2 separate regions of the Homo sapiens genome follow, and region 1 is linked to region 2. The links are chromatin loops, found by intact Hi-C in ENCODE. Cell type or tissue: spleen. All regions are shown on one strand. Links, peaks and the distances in the headings refer to the core of each region. The heading gives the core; the rest is flanking DNA. Region 1 has its middle 8.5 kb from the start of CHMP6. Region 2 overlaps BAIAP2 (BAR/IMD domain containing adaptor protein 2).

Region 1 (16,066 bases), core at 1,110-3,609, 110 kb after region 2:
TGGAGTGCAGGGGCGCTATCTCGGCTCACTACAAACTCTGCCTCCCGGGTTCAAGTGATTTTCCTGCTTCAGCCTCCTGAGTAGCTGGGACTACAGGTGCCTGCTGCCACACCCGGCTAATGTTTGTTAGTAGAGACGGGGTTTCACCATATTGGCCAGGCTGGCCTTGAGCTCCTGACCTTCTGATCCACCCACCTCGGGCTCCCAAAGTGCTGGGATGACAGGCGTGAGCCGCCGCACCCGGCCCGCTTTGCACTTTAAAATGTTCCCTGAAATGCGACCAGCAGCGCCCTCCACCCAGCCTTTCAGCCCTGGGATCTTCCCTCTTCCACTGCGCTGCTCCCTGTCTGTAGATCAGTGCCAGGAGGAGACCAGCATGGCTGGGCTCAGCTTCTCCTTCCAAGGAATCGTGGCTGCGTCCCCCACAGAAGCATTCTTCCCTGGGGGGCTAAGAAACACATGAATGGGGATAAAGGGTAAAAGGGAGAAGCCACCCCGGTTCCCGCCTGAGTATCCTGACTGTGGTTCCTGAGCATTCACTAAGTGTCAAAGAAAAGCACTCAGCTGAGGATGGCTTGAGGCCAGGAGTTCAAGACCAGCCTGGCAACATAGCAAGACCCCCGTCTCTACAAAAAATATAACAAATAACATCAAAAGGAGAATAATTATCACCTGTTCCAAACCTCTGGACTCCAGAACCTTCACTGAGGTGAGGGGGCCCCTGAATTTTTGTGGGGTTCATCTCCCACCCTCTGATTTGTCTCACCAAGACATCTGAAGTACTTTTTTCCTTGGTGTCCATGGGGACGTTGAGGAAAAAAAAAAAAAAGACTTGCTACTCCCTGCTCCTCATGAAGGGGGAAGGAAGAGCTGGGTAGAGGAAGGCGTGATCCTTGGCTAGGGATCCCCCCACCGCCTGTGCCCACAAACCTAGGTGAGGACAGGGATTTTTGTTTTCCTGCCCAAATGTTGCATTTCCAAAGACCACCCTGGCCTGCCACGCCCCCATCCTGTCCCTATAAAATCCCCGAGACTCTAGCAGACTCCATCTGGCCAGGTGTGGTGGCTCACGCCTGTAATACCAGCACTTTGGGAGGCTGAGGTGGGTGGATCACCTGAGGTCAGGAGTTCGACATCAGCCTGGCCTCACATAGTGGACCGTGTCTCTACAAAACTACAAAAGTTAGTGGGGCATGGTGGCATGCACCTGTAATCGCAGCTACTTGGGAGGCTGAGGCAGGAGAATCGCTTGAACTTGGGAGGTGGAGGTTGCAGTGAGCTGAGATCACACCACTGTACTCCAGCCTGGGCGACAGTGTGATACTCTGTCTCCAAAAAAAGAAAAAGAAAAAGAAAAGGAATTGGAATCCATTTGATGCCAGTGTCTTGTCATTCCTGAGACGCTTGAGTATTTCCCTCCCTCTGTTACACAGTTACTTTGGTAAACAGGTACAGGTCCCTTTGGGGGACTCTTCCCGTGGCTTTGCTGCTGTATTCCTTGCAGCAATGCTTCAGGGGTCTCCCTCAAGGAACCTGGCCCCCAACTCAAGGGCTCCAGGTCTGTGAATTGGCTCAGCCTGGAAACAGGTGAGAGGCCGTGGCTGTCCACTGTGGTGACTCAAGTCAGGTTTGGCCACCAGACCCAGAGTTTTGTTTCTGTTGTGTAAGACAAACAGCACTCTGGTCTGCCAACCCTTTGTTTCACCCTGGGCACTGTGATTCGCCGGAGGACCCTGCAGGCCACGGCATCCCGAGCGCCAGTTCCTTCTGCCGCCGCTGGCACACACAGCCCGCGTGGGACTTGACGGCGGCGGTTGCCCCCTGTCCTGCTGCTGCTCTGGGATGTGTCACCCCATGGAGATCAAGGAGCGCATCTCTGCCGGGGCACCCCTCTCCCCGCGGTCACACTTGGCCTACGAAGGAGAGCAGTAGCAGGACTTTTCAGGGTGCAGGGGCTCCCCTCGCCCGGGTGTTCCTCACGTCCGGGAAGGTGGTGCTTCTGAGCCTGCAGGGCGTGGCTGGGTGTGGGCGTGCAGGTCACACTCACGGACTGCCTGTCCGTGGACCTTCGGATTCTCTCCTCCACAGCAGGCCATGGAGGGTCTGGGGTCTTGGGTTCGTGACCTGCGGGCCTCTGGGTCTGAGCTTCAGCCGTCGCGCGAGGGAGCGCTTAGCTGTGGCTGCAGCTGCAGACCCGGCAGAGCGATCAAGGCCCCCAGATCAGGGACTTCAGCCCCCTCTAGTGTTCCGATTCGGTGTTCCCGGTCCAACCCCCCCGAATCCACTCCCGCAGGTTCTCCCCAGGTTCCCCGCGATATCTATCTGAAATATCTCTGAATTCTTGTAGCATGTAAGCCAGGGTTTGCCAAACTACAGCCTGCGGGCCACATCCGGCCTGGAATCTATTTTTTTGTACAGCCTTTGAGTTAAGAGTGGATTTTACATTTCTTAAGGATTGTAAAACACACACACACACACACACACACACACACACACACACACACCGAAAAGGAGGAGGAATGGAGGAGGGAGAAGGAGAAGAGCAAGAGCAAGGTGGCCAGAGGCCGTATGTGGCTCACGGAGCCTGATATTTACTGTTTGATTTTTTATTTTTATTTTTTTTTGAGACAGAGTCTCACTTTGTCACCCAGGCTGGAATGCAGTGGTGTGATCTCAGCTCACTGCAGCCTCTGCCTCCCAGGTTCAAGCGATTCTCCTGCCTCAGCCTCCTGAGTAGCTGGTACTACAGGCAGCTGCCACCGCGCCCAGCTAATTTTTTTTTGTATTTTTGGTAGAGAAGGAGTTTCACCAAGTTGACCAGGCTGATCACAAACTCCTGACCTCAGGTAATCCACCCACCTCGGCCTCCCAAAGTGCTGGGATTACAAGCGTGAGCCACCGTGCCTGGGTGCTGTTTGTTCTCTTACAGAAAAAATTCCCAAGTCCCAGCATGAGCTGTTGTCTTCTGTGTCACGCTGTCCCGGATCCCTAAGATCTGATGCTAATTGTAGGCAACAGGAGGTGGCTGTGCTGGCTTGGGGAGGACGGCAACCTCTCACAAGGGTCTTAACGGTGGGCTCTTGAGGGTTTTCAAACTCAGGAGCACCAGCAACCTCAGCCACCACCACTCCCACTGGCAAGGGAGCCTCGGGGCACCCTGGCAGGAGCCGACTGTGAGCTCCACGGGGTTCCGGGCGCTGCCTCCACTCTGGGTCAGGGGTGCTGTCCTGTCAGCATTCTGCCTCTCAAGTGAGGACACGGGCAAGGCTGTGCGCTCAGCTGACCCTGTGATCAGGTGACACGCGGGACTGAACATTGTGTTTGATTTCCAGCAATGTCAGCCCCGTAGGGACCACAAACAGCAGCTCCTGTGAGGGCTGCCACGAACATTCTCTGCCTCTCAGCTGACCCGAGGCCTGGGAGGAGCTGCTCCTGCCAGCCATCTGATTGCTGTGAACGCCCAGTGTGTGGAGCAGGAACCCCCAGTCCACAGTCCTGGGGTGTCCTTGCTGTTCTGCTCTGAAGGGCAGCAGCCGCTTGGGCACCCCGGCACCAGTCTCACCCAGCCCTTTTTTTTACCCAACCAGAGGCCACAGCAAATCCACTGCAAAGTGGGGCCCAGCACCCCGTTTCCCATTGGCAGGAAACTCAGCCAGGCATTCACACCCTAGGGACGATGCAAACAGTCCCCAAATGCCCTCCTGGGACCTCTCCTTGTGCTAACTCTGTACCATTAGGTTCCAGGCAGGAGACAGAAACCACACCAGTAATTTGAACAGGAACATTTAATATAAAGAATTATAAACTAGAAAAGGAGGTTTCACTATTAAAAGGTTACAAGAGAACTCTGAGGAATACAGGAATAGCAGTGCCAGAAGCAGCGTGTGTTTCTAGGACAGACAGGGAGCACACGAGGAGAAACCAAGAACCTGGAAGAACATCCCAACTCAAGGCTGGGCCTGGCTCTGCTGGACCCTGCAGGCTGCCCCTGCCCGCAGTGGAGGAAGTTGCCCTGGGCTCTGCTGGACCCTGCAGGCTTCCCCTGCCCGCGGTGGAGGAAGTTGCCCTGGGCTCTGCTGGACCCTGCAGGCTGTCCCTGCCCGTGGTGGAGGAAGTTACTGCAGGGTGAGAGCCTAGCCGTCCGTGGGGAGCCTGCCAGTTGGCCGAGAAACTCACTGAGGGGTGCATCTGGGCCAGAGCTTTTCTAACAGGAACTCCTGCCAGGTGCTTGAGAATCTTGCTGGGGAGCACGACAGACGGGGGGTGTCTGCGAGAAGCAGCCCATGGGTGGCAGAGACTCACGGAGGAGTCACCCGCACACGGAGCCACTGGCAGCTGCAGCAAGGAAGGGGTCAGACAGGGAGGCCCCATTCTCTGCCAGGCCTCGCTGCAACCTCCAGCTCCCTCTCCCGTCAAAGCCTCAGGCTGAGCTGGCCAGAAGAGGAGAAACGTTTACAGGGTCCAGCTCCACCAGCACAAACAGGCCTAGGAAGGGTGGATTTGGAGCTGAGGGGTGACAGTGGCACACCGCTGAGCCTTTAATTATGGCGGCAGTGGTGCCATGTCACTTCTGAGACCAGGTGACAAAAGATGACACAAGGCTGGGTGTGGTGGTTCACACCTGTAATCCCAGCACTTTGGGAGGCTGAGGTGGGAGGATTATTTGAGCTCAGGAGTTCAAGACCAGCCTGGGCAACCCAGTGAGACCCCATCTCTATTTAAAAAAAAAAAAAAAAAAAAAAAGATGGCCAGGCATGGTGGCTCACACCTATAATCCCAGCACTTTAGGAGGCTGAGGCGGGCAGATCACTCAAGGTCAGGAGTTTGAGACCATCCTGGCAAACATGGTGAAACGCTGTCTCTACTAAAAATACAAAAATTAGCTAACGTGGTGGTGCACACCTGTAGTCCCAGCTACTTGGGAGGCTGAGGCAGGAGAATTGCTTGAACCTGGGAGGCGGAGGTTGCAGTGAGTTGAGATCATGCCACTGCACTCCAGCCTGGATGACAGTGTGAGACTCCATCTCAAAAAACTAAACTAAACTAAACTAAAATAAGACACAGTGTCTACCTGGTGTCTCCTGGACTCTCGTTCTTGGAACTCAGCCACCAAGTCAGGAGGAGCCAAGCAGCCCCTGGGAGGAACCGCCCACTGACACCACCTGGCCAGCCATGGGATGAGCCTTCTTAGAAGGGAAATGTTCTAGTCCCCTCATCCGCTGAGCCACCCCAGCTGATGTCACACGGAGCAGAGACGAGCCTTCTCTGGTGTACTTTGCCTAAATCACAGATTTGTGAGCAAAATACGTGTTTGTTATTGTTTTAAGCCACTGAGTTTTGGGGTGATTTGTTACTCAGCAAAAGATGACCAGAGCAATGGTTGTAGGTGCTTAGAGAAGGCAGCAGGGAGACTTGAAGGTGTTGGTGTCTGCCCTTCCACGGAGAGGCATGTTCTCCCCTTTATTTGGGGGCCCAGTCCTGGGACTGGTCAGGCCGGGGAACTGGTGAGGGATCGCCACTCTCCATTAAGGTATTTCATGGCAGATCTGGTTTTTTTCTTTTTTCTTTTTCTTTTTTTTTTTTTTGTGAGACAGTCTCACTCTGTCACCCAGGCTGGAGTGCAGTGGCGTGATCTTGGCTCACTGCAGCCTCCGCCTCCCAGGTTCAAGTGATTCTCATGCCTCAGCTTCCCGAGTACCTGGGATTACAGGCATGAGCCGCCAGACCTGGGTAATTTTTTGTATTTTTAGTAGAGATGGGAGTCTCACCATGTTGGCCAGGCTGGTCTTGAACTCCTGACCTCAGGTGATCCACCCACCTTGGTCTCCGGAAGTGCGGGGATTACAGGCGTGAGCCCCTGCGCCTGGCCTAGATCTGGGTTTGTTTTTGTTATTGTATTTTTTTTTTTTTTTTGGAGACAGGGTCTCACTGTTGCCCAGGCTAGAGTGCAGTGGTGCCGTCACAGCTCACTGCAGCCTTGACCTCCTGGGCTCAGGTGATCCACCCCACTCAGCCTCCCGAGTAGCTGGGACCACAGGTGCACACAACCATGCTTGGCTAATCTGTGTATTTTTTGTAGAGATAGGGTTCTCATTATGTTGCCGAGGTGGGTCTCGAACTCCTGGGCTCAAGTGATCCTCAGTCCTTGTCCTCTCAAAGCGCTGGGATTATAGGCAAGAGCCACCGCGCCTGACCTGGTTTTTAAAAAAATGATCAATTTAAGCTTTCATAGACTGTCCATCTTTTTCAGTTCTGGGGATGCTTGACCCATTAGCCAAGGGCCCTGACCCCTGTGGCACTCTCTGCTCCCAGCTGGCCGCTCCTTCTGTCACCGAGCCTGTCCCATCTCAGACTCTCGGTCTTTGCCACTCCAGGGTCACGTGAGAGATCAGGGGACACAGTCTTGTTGGCGGCAGAGCTCAGAGCCTCCTTGTGGGCAAGTTGCAGGCCTTTGTAAGGAATGTTTTGGGGAGGTGATGAGGGACTCAGCCAATGGGTTGCATCTGACGAATCCATTTGGCATTCCTGGCTCTCTACGCTGCTGGATTCTTCTCTCTGTGCTCTACTGAGGAAATCCTGGAATCTCAGCTGGGCCACTGTTAAGTCCAGGTTTCTTTCTTTTTGAGACAGTCTCATTCTGTTGCCCAGGCTGGAGTGCAATGGCGTGATCTCGGCTCCCTGCAACCTCTGCCTCCAGGGTTCAAGCGATTCTCCGGCCTCAGCCTCCTGAGTAGCTGGGATTACAGGCGCCTGCCACCACGCCTGGCTAATTTTTTGTATTTTTAGTAGAGATGGGGTTTCACCATGTTGGCCAGGCTGGTCTCGAACTCCTGACCTCAGGTGATTCACTTGCCTTGGCCTCCCAAAATGCTGGGATTACAGGTGTGAGCCACCACGCCCGTCCAAGTCCAAGTTTCCAGCAACAAATAGAGCGAACAGCTCCAGTTTCTCACAGATACTCAGGCAGACAGTTGAGCTCAGAGTCCCTGGAGTGTGCAGCCGCCCTGACAGTGGGATCCACGCTCACCACTAGTCTCCAGCTTGAATTAGCAAAATCTTGATGATCTTGGGGTGTGGCAGGTTTTTATTCTTCTCCCTGGAGTCAGCTGGGATCTCACTCCAGCTATGGGGTTAGAGGCAACCAGGGGTGACGGGCCTGGGTCTCGAGGGGAATCAGCCTCCTGCCCCAGGCAGATGCTTCAGGTGAGGTCTCCCAGTGTGGGAGCTGCCTCAGATAGGGAGGAGGGTGGCTTCTGCCGGCAAGCAAGGCTGAGTGGGACTCCCTGGGCAGGGGATCAGGGTTACCCCTCAGGTCCTTCCATCCCCACTTCCCCCCGCTCTGCTCTAAGGTTCACACAGGTTACCTGGGGAGGCTGAGAATTTAATTTCCGTTGTAATCCTCCGAGCCGTAGGGTAAAACTTGGGAAATCATTTTCGGATGCCGTGGTCTTGCTACCAGAAGATTTTCTTCACTGTTCCTCCTTGTTTTCTGATTTTCTCCCTCTGACTTCAACTGAGACTGCAGGGCCCTTGTGTGTGATTTTAAAGATGTCATCCTTCCCCTGCTGTCGGAAATTGCCGGCCCGCCCCGGTCCTTGCAGTCAGCAGGGAGGATTCCTTCTGAGGCTCCGAGGGAGAATCCGGCCCATGTGTCCCCCGGCCCCTGGTGACTGTGGGCGGCGTCGGTGTCCCTTGGTTTGTAGAAACATCCCCCCGTCCTCTGCCTTCATCTTCCCGACGTGTTCTCTTGTGTTATGATTGTGTCCAAATGTTCCCCTCCTCCTTTTTTTTTTTTTTGAGATGGAGTCTCGCTCCGTCGCCCAGGCTAGAGGGCAGTGGTGCGATCTCGGCTCACTACAAGCTCTGCCTCCCGGGTTCACGCCATTCTTCTGCCTCAGCCTCCCGAGTAGCTGGGACTACAGGCGCCTGCCACCACGCCCGGCTAATTTTTTGTATTGTTAGTAGAGACAGGGTTTCACCATGTTAGCCAGGATGGTCTCGATCTCCTGACCTTGTGATCCGCCTGCCTCAGCCTCCCAAAGTGCTGAGATTACAGGCGTGAGCCACCGCGCCTGGCCAAATGTTCCCTTTTTATAAGGACAATATGTTATATGGAGGAACCTGCCCCAACACCACCCACATTAACTAATTACATCTGCAATGACATCATCTCCAACTGAGGTCCCATTCTGCGGCGCTAGGGGGTAGGACTTCAACCTGTGAGTTTTGGGGAGGCACAATCCGCCCTTAACTTAGCAATGAGGTCATCACCTGAGGTTTGCCCTGGAAAGCAGGAACCCCTCTGGGCATTTCAAGGAGGGAGGTATTTAATACAAAGGATCAAGTGCTTCAAAAATCATTAAGAGTTGGAGGAATGAAGGCCGGGGAGTCCCATCCCTGGATCTCGGGGACATGGCGAGTGTTTAGAGTCGGGAGGTTGCAGGGACCGCAGGAAACCCTTGGTGATGGCCACAGCTGCCGCCAGCACCAGCGTGAAAAGGCCCACCCGCCACGGCAAGACCTCACATGGGCCAGACCCAGGAACAAGGACACAGATTCTACTCCTCTCCCGCCGCCCCTGTCTCACGAGGGCCCTTCCTGCTGGGGACACTCACCCGGGATCCCTCAGCAGGCAGCATTGGGCCAAGCTGCCCACAGCCGGCCTGGAACATGGGATGGGAAGGCTGTGGGGATCCGGGAAGGTTCCATTGAGGAGGTGACATTTGGGGTGGCCTTCAAATGACACACGAATGGAGAGGCAGCCGGTGAGAAAAGGTGGTTCTTGTGAGGCACCAATGACGTGGACATGACATCATCATCCAGCTGGTCCCTCCACCCAGGTGTCCACCAGCCTCTGGGGGTCGTGCTGGTGGCTCCACTCCACAGAGGTGGCCCTAGGCCTTCTGGGTGCAGGAACTGACCAATGCAGTCACCAGTGGAGGAAGCCCTCCCCACTCTCTGTCCCTCATCTCTTCCCTGACCACGCAGCCAGCTTCCTCCTAGGGCTGGAGGGCCGTTGGGTGGAGAGGGCAGCCCTCCTTCTCCGCCTTCCAGTCCCAGCCTGGTCAGCTGCAGCCATGGTGGGTGAAGACCCACGGCTGCCTGGCCCAGGAGTCACACCCACACCTGAGCCCATGCCTAGTGGGGAGGGAGGGAAGGTGGGGCCGAGAGGCATGCAGGGAGGGAAAGGGCCTTTTGCCGTGTTGCAGGTGACTTGCCTGGGCTGCGTGCTGACGCCTGGCTTGGGCCAGGAGACCCTGAGATCATGAACTGGGGGCTGCACCCCTCCTTGCAGGTGCCCCGCGTCGGTGGGGCCCAGCGGATGTGGGAGAGCTGCCACCTTCTCCATGGGCCGGGGGAGTGTCCAGGCAGGGGCTCCCACGCTCCTGGTGGGATCTTCAGGGTCAGACTAAGCAGCGGTGACTCAGGGAGCAGAGAAAATGATGAGCCCGACGAACATTCTGGAGCAAGTCAAAAGAAGCAAATCCTCAAGGAATGGGCGAGAGCCCAGAAAGTGCTGGTGCTGGACACAAGTGCGGGGTTGGAGGGACCCGTGGCTGCAGACACTCCCTGGGGCGCGGCAATGGGCGGCCTAGGGAAGAGAAGGTGTCCTCGGAGGGGCTGCGGCAGCGCCGGGGAGAAGTGGGCTGCTCCCAGAGGAGGGCCGGGTGGCCCAGAGGGAAGACCCTGCTTGCTGGGGACCCTCAGAGACCCGTGGAGTGGGGGCGCTGGGCTGCAGGGGGTTAAGGGCGAAGACATCTTTTGGGTGCTTGAGAGCTACGGTAGAAATGGGGCAGGAAGGGGTGGCGCGGGGCCTCGGGGCTGACGTCCCAGCAGCCTGTCCCGCCCCGGCTGGCAGCGGCGACCCCCGCGCCAGGGGAAGGAGCAGCGGCCGCGGCGGCCACGCGGTGGCGCTGCAGGACAGGGGAAGCCGGCGGCCCTCGCAGCTGGGGCGGCCCCCAGACCCCGGTGGGAGAGACCCCGGACCCCGCAGGCGGGACCCCGGACCCCGGTGGGAGAGACCCCGGACCCCGCAGGCGGGACCCCGGACCCCGGTGGGAGGACCTCAGCCCGGAGGAGGCAGGACCCCACACCCCTGGGGGAGAGACCCGCAGACCCCTAAGGGAGGCCCCCAGACCTCGGCAGGCCGCCCCGGGGTCCTCGCGGGCCCCTACCCTGTGCAGGCTCCTGCGCGGAGGGCAGCAGAGACTGGGGTCCCGGAAACCCGCGGGGGCGCGGGGGCGGGGGCACGGGGAGTGGGAGGCCCTGTGGCTGCGGGACCTGCGGGGCTTGATGAAGTCACTACCTCACTCATTCACTCATCCATTTATTCACCTGCTCCCTCCCTCCCTCTTCACTCATTCATTCATTCATTCACCTGCGCATTCATTTCCTCCCTCATTCATTCATTCACCCGCTTATTCACTCACTTCCTCATTCACTCATTCATTCACCTGCTCATTAACTCACTCCCTCCGTCCCTCACTGGCTCACTCATTTACTCATTCATTCTCTCACTCATTGACTCATTCACCCACTCTTTAACTCCCTCACTCCGTCTCTCTGTCCCTCACTGACTCACTCATTCACTCCCTCCCTCCCTCATTCATTCATTCACTCACCCACTCCCTCACTCATTCACTCAGTCACCCACTCCTTCACTCATTCATTCATTCATCCTCTCATTCACCCACTCATTCACTCACACACTCATTCATTCACCCACTCATTCACACACACACTCACACACACACACTCACTCACACACTCATTCACTGACTCATTCTTTGACTCATCCGCCCATTCACCCACCCACTCACCCACCCACTCACACACCCACCCATTCATACACTTGCTCATTAACTTTTTCACCCACTCATTCGCTCACTCACTCACTCACTCATACACTCATTCATATTCATTCATTCCTTCAGCGCCTACCATGGGCAGGCCCTGCTCTGAGAACTGCAGTCCCTTTGTCATGGAGTTTGCATATGACAAGGGACACAGGGGAATGGAGGTGGTGCTGGGCTGGAGGGATGTTGGGTGGGTAGTTGAGGATGTGGCATCTGATCTCAGGAGCCTGAACCCCAGATAGAAGGACAGCGGGGTGACAGTGCAGTGCCAGGACTGGATGGTGGGTGGGGCATGGCAGCCCTGGGGCTGGTCCGCCCCTGTTCTCGGACAGCCGGAAGCGCTTGGCCCTTGCCCAGGAGGGACTGACCTCACTTGGGTTTTCATCCTGGCTGCTCCCCCTGGGGAGAAGGGGTCGCGGTGGGAAACAGGCTTGAAGGCCACGGGTCAACCCGGTGAGAGCTGCTGGATGGGCAGGAGCGGCCCTGAGGGGAAGGGGCATGAAGGCGAGGTCAGCCTTTGGCCTAAGCCCCTGGGCAGACGTGGCGCCACTTGGGAGATGACATCGGCCGACCCAGGGGTCACAGGCTGCACACACACTACTGCCCCAGCTCCCACACAGCCAGCCTTCCAGGAGGATGGGGGACCGTCTGCATTCCACGGGAGAAACTGAGGCAGGGAGGAGTAAAGCGGCCTGTGCTGGGTGGAGCTGGAACTGCCAGGCAGGCAGCTGCAGCGGCCCCCCGGGAGTGATGGTGGTGGCCGGAATCAGGTGGCTGGGAGGCTCACGCGCCTGAGGGGACATGAGCGCCCAGGAGGGGGGCCACTGAGGCCTGGAGGGTGTGTTTTGGGTGAGCTATGCCTGTGGTCTGAAGGTCAGGAAGGATGCTGGGTGGGATGGCTTGAAGAGAGCCAGGAAGGGGGTGAGAAGGCCAGGCTTGGGGCAGGAAGAAGCCCGGGGAGGTGGGATGAGCTCACATCAGCTACGGACACAGGAGGCTGCCACAGGCCCTCAAACGGTCCTTGCGTCCCCACACACACTGCGCTGGGTTGGTCTGAGTGACCAAGGGCAGAGGAGAGTGATGGCAGGTCACTTTTGAGATTGGGTCATTAATGGCACGGTGGCCTCCATCTTGGCTGACAGCTGGATGGCCACCCCCGGGAGACCTGAGCCCGGCTTCCTGCTGAGCCGCTTCCGGTCTCCTGGCCTGGGAGTGTGTGGGATGATGTCGGCTGCTTTCAGCTGCTGAGTCCTTGGGTCACTTCTCGCGTGTGATAGACGATGAATGTGTGTGGCACAGGCTGCCCCTGGAGTCAGAATTCTGCAGCTCAGCTGCTGGCCGGGTTCATCTCAAGCCTGGGAGGCTGCCAGAGTCGCCTCCATGCTCATCTGAGTGGCTGTGGGCAGGAGGCCTCAGTCCTGGCCACAGGGGCCCCTCCAGGTGACTTCCCCCAGAGATGAGGGGATTACAGAGCTGGAGGCCGGGCTGCTAGCCTCGTGACCATGAGAGCAGCGGGTCCCTGGGGCTGCCTGATGTCCGCCTGTTTCTCTGGGCTGTTCCAGGCCTGAATTTGTGTCTCACGACTCCGGGCCCCTTACGGTCCTTGGCGAGTTCTTGGGTCTTAGTCTGTTCATGCTGCTGTAACAGAATTCGGAGACTGGGTAATTTATGAACAATGGACATTTCTTTCTTGCAGTTCTGGAGGCTGAGAAGTCCAAGGTCAAGGTGCTGGATTCCCGTGCCTGGGGAGGGCGGCTCTCTGCTTCCACGATGGCGCCTTGAGCTCTGTGTCCCCCCATGGCGGGAGGCAGGACAGCAAAAGGGAGCTGAGGTGTGAAGCCTCTTACACAGGCCTTAATCCCACTCACAGGGGAGGCGCCCTCATGACCCAATTACCCGGAAGGGCCCCACCTCTTAATACGCTAGACTGGGGATTCGGTGCCAACAGGGGTTTTGGAGGGACACGATGTTCAGACCACAACAGTGGGCACCCTCCCTCTCAGGTTGCACTCTTAACACTCTTAAGAGACTTCTGTTTCTCACAGCAAATCCTCTCGCTTGAACCTGGAGGGACCAAAGGCATGACCGGAGCCGCATTCTCTGGCGTCAGTTTGTATTTTTGTCAATGAAAAAGAATGGAAGTGGAATTCATATAACCTGCAATTAACTAGTTTATTTTATTTTTATTTTTTAGAGACAGGGTCTCATTCTGTCACGCAGGCTGGGGTGCGGTGGCAACTATAGCTCACTGCAGCCTCCAACTCCTGGGCCCAGGCAATCCTCCCACCTCGGCCTCCCGTGTAGCTAGGACTACAGTCTGTGCCACCACAAAATAAAATAAAATTTTATTTTATTATTTATTTATTTATTGAGACAGAGTCTTGCTCTGTTGCCCAGGCTGGAGTGCAGTGGTGCAATTTTGGCTCACTGCAACCTCTGCCTCCCAGGTTCAAGTGATTCTCTTGTCTCAGCCTCCCGAGTAGCTGGGATGACAGGTATGCACCACCACATCTGGCTAATTTTTGTATTTTTAGCTGAGACGGCATGTTGACCAAGCTGGTCTTGAACTCCTGACCTCAGGTGATCCGCTCACCTTGGCCTCCCAAAGTGCTGTGATTACAGGTGTGAGCCACTGCGCCTAGCCCCGTTAACCATTTTAAAGTGTACATTTCAGTGGCATTCAGTGTATTCACAATGTTGTACAACCACCTTCTCTATCTGGTGTCAAAACATTTTAATCACCCCAGAAAAATACTCAGTAAGGGCTGGGCTAGGTGGCTCATGCCTGTAATCCCAGCACTCTGGGAGGCTGAGGCAGGCAGATCACCTGAGGTCGGGAGTTTGAGACCAGCCTGACCAACATGGAGAAACTCCGTCTCTACTAAGAATACAAAATTAGTTGCGGTGAGCTGAGATCACGCCATTGCACTCCAGCCTGGGCAATGACAGCAAAACTCCGTCTCAAAAAAAGAAAAAAAAGAAAAGAAAAGAAAAATACCAAGTGGCACCCCTCATTCCTCCTCTCCCCCCACCCCTGGTGCCATCAGTCTCCTTTCTGTAGTTGGGCTGGTTTTACCTATTCCAGATATGTCATATAAAAGGAATTGCACAATATGGCCTCTGGAATCCGGCCTCTTTCATTCCGTGTGTTTGCAGGAGGCATCCTCGTTGTAGCTTCAGTGCTTCCTTTTCAAGGCTGCGTAATATTCCATGGTATGAATATACTGCATCATGTTTATCCATTCATTCATTGTTGGACCTTTTGTTGTTTCTGCCTTTTGGCCATTATGAATAATGTCCTATAAATATTCCTGTACAAATTTCTGCATGGACATGTTTTCATTTCTCTTGGGTATATATCTGGGAGTGGAATTGCTGGGTCCAACGCTGATCCCGTGCTTAACTTCTTGAGGAACCGCCGAACGATTTTCCCCAGTGGCTGCACCATTTTCCATTTTCACCAGCAATGCGGGAAGGTTTCGATTTGTCCACATCTTCACCAACCCTTCTGACTTTCTGGTTTTCTTTTTTTTTTTTTTTAATTGTCAAATGATCCTTTATTGAAATATTTTCCTTTGTGCTTCTTAACTAGCTGGGCATTCCCCGGCACCATTGTTGATGTCATCTATGATGTCATGAGGATGGAGGCCATCAGCATTGCAGCCCAGAGACTGGGCAGTCCCCAGGATCTTTTTAATGGTTCCAGAGAGTTCTCTGGCTAAAGATCAGTGCCACATCTGTGGAGCAATGTTGACAATCTCATCAAAAGTGATATTTCCACTGTGTTTGATGTTTTTCTGTTTCTTTCTGTCTCCTGGCAGTTCCTTGAGGGCGTTGATGATCAGGGCAGAGGCAGAAGGCACCACCTCAGTCTGGGCCTGTCTGTTCTGAATGGTCAGTTTCGCTGTAATCCTCAGACCACCAGTCACCGGTTGCCTTGGCAATGTCATCACCAGCCTTTTTTGGAGACAGACCCAGGGGGCCGGTCTCGGGGGCCAGTGCAGACGTGGCACCGACTTTGCCCCCGCTGCACCTCAGGTGTACGACTTTGCTCTTGTTGGGGTGGAACTTCAGAGCATGGTGAAGCAGCTGGTGTCAGATGAACCAGGGTTCGGGACAACTGAAGGGAGTTGCCAAAAGCTGGTTTTCTTTCTAAATTGAAGCCATCCTAGAAGGTGTGAAGTGGAATCTCATTGTAGTTTTCATGTCCATTTCCCTAATGACTGGTAATGAGCATCTTTTCATGTGCTTATTGGCCATTTGTTCACCTGCTTTGGAGAAGGTATTTAAATCCTCTGACCATTTTAAAATTAGGTTGCTTGTCTTTTTAAAATTTTTTTATTTGTATTTTTTATTTTTATTTTTTTGGAGACAGAGTCTCACTCTGTCACCAGGCTGGAGTACAGTGGCACGATCTCGGCTCACTGTAACCTCCACCTCCCTGGTTCAAGTGATTCTCCTGCTTCAGCTTCCCGAGTAGCTGGGACTACAGGTGCGCACCACCATGCCCAGCTAATGTTTGTATTTTTAGTAGAGATGAGGTTTCACCATGTTGGCCATCATGGTCTCAATCTCTTGACCTTGTGATCTGCCTGCCTCGGCCTCCCAAAATGCTGGGATTACAGGCATGAGCCACCGTGCCTGGCTTATTATTATTATTATTATTTTTGAGATGGAGACTTGCTCTATCACCCAGGCTGGAGTGCAGTGGCACAATCTTGGCTCACTACAGCCTCCACCTCCTGAGTTCCAGCGATTCTCCTGCCTCAGCCTCTTGAGTAGTTGGGATGACAGGCGTCCACCACCACACCTGGCTAATTTTTGTGTTTTTAGTAGAGACGGGGTTTCACCATGTTGGCCAGGCTGGTCTTGCACTCCTGGCCTCAAGTGATCCGCCTGCCTTGGCCTCTCAAAATGTTGGAATTACAGGTGTGAACTCCTGCGCCTGGCCTGGGTTGTTTGACTTTTTGTCGTTGAGTTGTAAGAATTCCTTATATGTTCTGGATATTAAACCCTTATCACATACATTATTTGCAAATAGTTTAATCCATTTCTGTAGGTTGTCTTTTCACATTCTTTTTTGAGACAGGGGTCTGGCTCTGTCACCCAGGTTGGAGTGCAGTGGTGTGATCATAGCTCACTGCAGCCTCAACCTCCCAGGCTCAAGTGATTCTCCTGCCTCAGCCTTCCAAGTAGCTGGGACCACAGGC
Region 2 (2,500 bases), core at 1-2,500:
AATGAGAAGTAGGCCTGATTGCTGCCCTTCCACCTTGGAGCTGCCTGAGTGCCCACCCGGGTGTCCCCGTGGGATGGGGGGATGGGGGGATGGGGGGATGGGGGGATGGGGGGACGGGGAGAATGTGTCCCAGACAAACGCGGAAGCTTTGGAAAACCCTCAGCCCTGGCAGGTGCTCTTGGGCACAGGAAAGACAGGTAGTCAAGCCAGACCCTAGAACCAGGGCAGCCAGCAGGCGGTCCCCACCCTGACCCGGCGGTCAGCCGCTCGGCAGCCCTTGCGTCTGTGGCCCTGGCTCTGACCATGGCGGCTGTCACGTCTTGGCCACTCTGTGCTTCTTGGTGGACACACAGTCGGCCCAGAAAGGGTTCCAGCAAAGACGACAGAAGCTGCTCCAGCCAAAATGATTTCCCCAAAAGGAAAACTGAGTCTCAACCTGACAGAGCTTCCAGATCCAGCTACCGATTCTGAACACACCAGGACGGAGGGTACTAAGAGCTTTAGTTTGGGAAGATGGAAAGTTCTGGAGATGGATGGTGGTGGTGATCGCACAACCCCATGAATGCGCTAATGCCGCTGAACTGTGCACTTAAAGATGGTTACCGTGGTCAACTGTATTAGTTACGTGTATTTTATCACAATTTAAAAAAAAAAAACTTTAAAAGAAGTAGTGCAAGCAAAGCCAGACCAAGAAACTGTAGCTGAGCCCAGGCCTCTCCAACGTGAGCCTCGGGAGGAAACTGGAGAGGGGGAGTTTGGGGGAGAGAGTGGCGAAGAAGCTGAGGGCGGCCGCTGCCTCCCAGGCCCCGGACTGTGCTCCCATCCTGGGCAGAGGCGCCTCCCAGCCTGCCCATGGGTGCAGGGCTTGTTGTATGACTCACCTGACCAACAGGGCTGTAGGTGGAAGTGACAGTTCCAAACCCCAGGGCTCTCTGCCTCTGTCCCTCTGGGAGGAGCATGCCTCCCCACCCCCCGCTGGCCCCTCCATGACCCCAGCTGGCCTGGGGATCATGTGCCTGAGGTCTGGGGTAGCGCGTGACACCACAGCCCTATGGCACAGCTGACACCCGGCACCCGGGGTTCCCGATTCCAGAACCCCAGCCCGACAGTGGGAGGGCTCGACTGGGACCCTGGATGTCAAGGGCTCTCCGGTTTTGTAGGCTGGAAACTTTCCATCCCAAAACGCTGATGAGGCTGTGGGTGGCTGGTGAGGGCAAGGGAGGAGCACCCGAGGCACAGACCCTGTCCCCAGGGACACACCCAGGCCCCTCCTGGGAGGCCGCAGGAGGCTAGCTGCTTCAGCAGGGAGCCAGCTTCTCCTCTGCCAGGAAGGTCTTTCCAGCTCTCCTCTGTCTCGCCTCTCCTCCTGTGCCTACCTACCTTGGGCTGAGCCCCTACCGGCCTCAGGCAGACCCTCCACAGCAGGACTCAGACCCCCCGTCCACCGGGATTGCCCGTCAAGGAGTGGTCAGTTCAGAATCGGCTCTTAAGAAGATGCGGCCTCCGCAAGGGGGCGGCCTCCCCTGCCTGACTCAGCCTCGCGGCCGCCCCGCCTACAGCTCTGACTCAGCGTGGGTGGGCAGTGCCGGGCCGGGTGGGCGGCGGGGAGGGGAGCGGAGCAGCCTGTTCCCTGGCTGCCTACCCCCGCAAGCCTCCACTACAGGGGTGAGAACCAGCCTGGCAGGGTGTGGGTCGGTCCCAGCACTACCACCGGGCACTGGCTCTGCCTGCTGGCCAGTGTGAGCAGACCATGCTGTCCCCAAGGCCAGAGCCTGCCCAGCCACATCCCCCAACACGGAGCCCGGCGCTCCCCTGCCCTTGCAGCCCACCCTGCTTTCCCACACTAAACCCCACCTGCCCCTCAAAACAACGGGCTTGCTACTCCTATCCCCAGTAGGCCTTGACCCTCCAGAGGCGCTGTAGGGCCTGGCCACAGGGTCACCTAAAGGGGACCTGAGATGGCATTTAGGAAGTGAGAAGTTTGATCACAGGTGAGAGGCCCTGCAAGGCAACCTTAAGCAGACTTTCCAGCAAGCTCTGCTCCATGCTGAGGCCTCTGCCGCCACCCCCACTGCCGCTGCCTCCTCCTCCTCCTCCTCTCCTTTCTCCTTCTTCTCCTCCTCTACTTTCTCCTCCACCTCCTCCTCCTCCACAGCTGGAGCGCGAAGTACTTTTCCTCTGGTTATGCAACATGCACCTACCAGGGCTTCCTGCTCCTGCTCCCAAGAACCTCCAGTGACCTCTGAGGCTCCTTCTCCAGGAAGGGGTAGAGTGCGACAGCCAGATTCAGGGGTACCCTGGGGCCTGGGGAGGGCATGATGGCCGTGGCCAGGACGCCACATACTGCAGCCATGGAGGAGGACACCTGAGCCCGCTGTGCTCCAGCCTCAGCCTGGCTGCTGGACTCCTTTCCTGACCTTCAGGATCAAAGGGACTGGGTGGGGAGGGTGTGCTCCGAGAAACAAGTGGGCTTGTGCACAAGGAGGGGCCTGGAGATGAG

What was found. Peaks named below come from ENCODE experiments on the same cell type or tissue, not always from the same donor. Only the 100,000 strongest peaks of a DNase experiment are listed, where the experiment ranks them.
Region 1: a loop joins it to region 2, with 3 times the contacts of the local background. A loop is called at or near these places in 78 of 110 quality-filtered maps.

The regions. Positions count from the first base shown.
Region 1 is chr17:80,975,323-80,991,388 of GRCh38, reverse strand. It overlaps the pseudogene RPL12P37. Among named protein-coding and RNA genes, the nearest start is that of CHMP6, 8.5 kb to the left of the region's middle. RefSeq lists enhancers at 2,003-2,192, 9,135-9,634 and silencers at 9,425-9,604, 9,854-10,013. In spleen, for the core only: CTCF peaks have their summits at 2,045 and 2,245 (motif pointing left); a DNase peak (open chromatin) is centred at 3,333; H3K4me3 peaks cover 1,120 bases; H3K27ac peaks cover 1,495 bases.
Region 2 is chr17:81,096,577-81,099,076 of GRCh38, reverse strand. The region is part of intron 6 of BAIAP2 (BAR/IMD domain containing adaptor protein 2); the gene reads right to left. Among named protein-coding and RNA genes, the nearest start is that of MIR657, 28 kb to the left of the region's middle. RefSeq lists enhancers at 1,557-2,446, 2,447-2,500. In spleen, for the core only: a CTCF peak has its summit at 1,490 (motif pointing right); a DNase peak (open chromatin) is centred at 1,534; H3K4me3 peaks cover 1,195 bases; H3K27ac peaks cover 732 bases; H3K27me3 peaks cover 1,479 bases.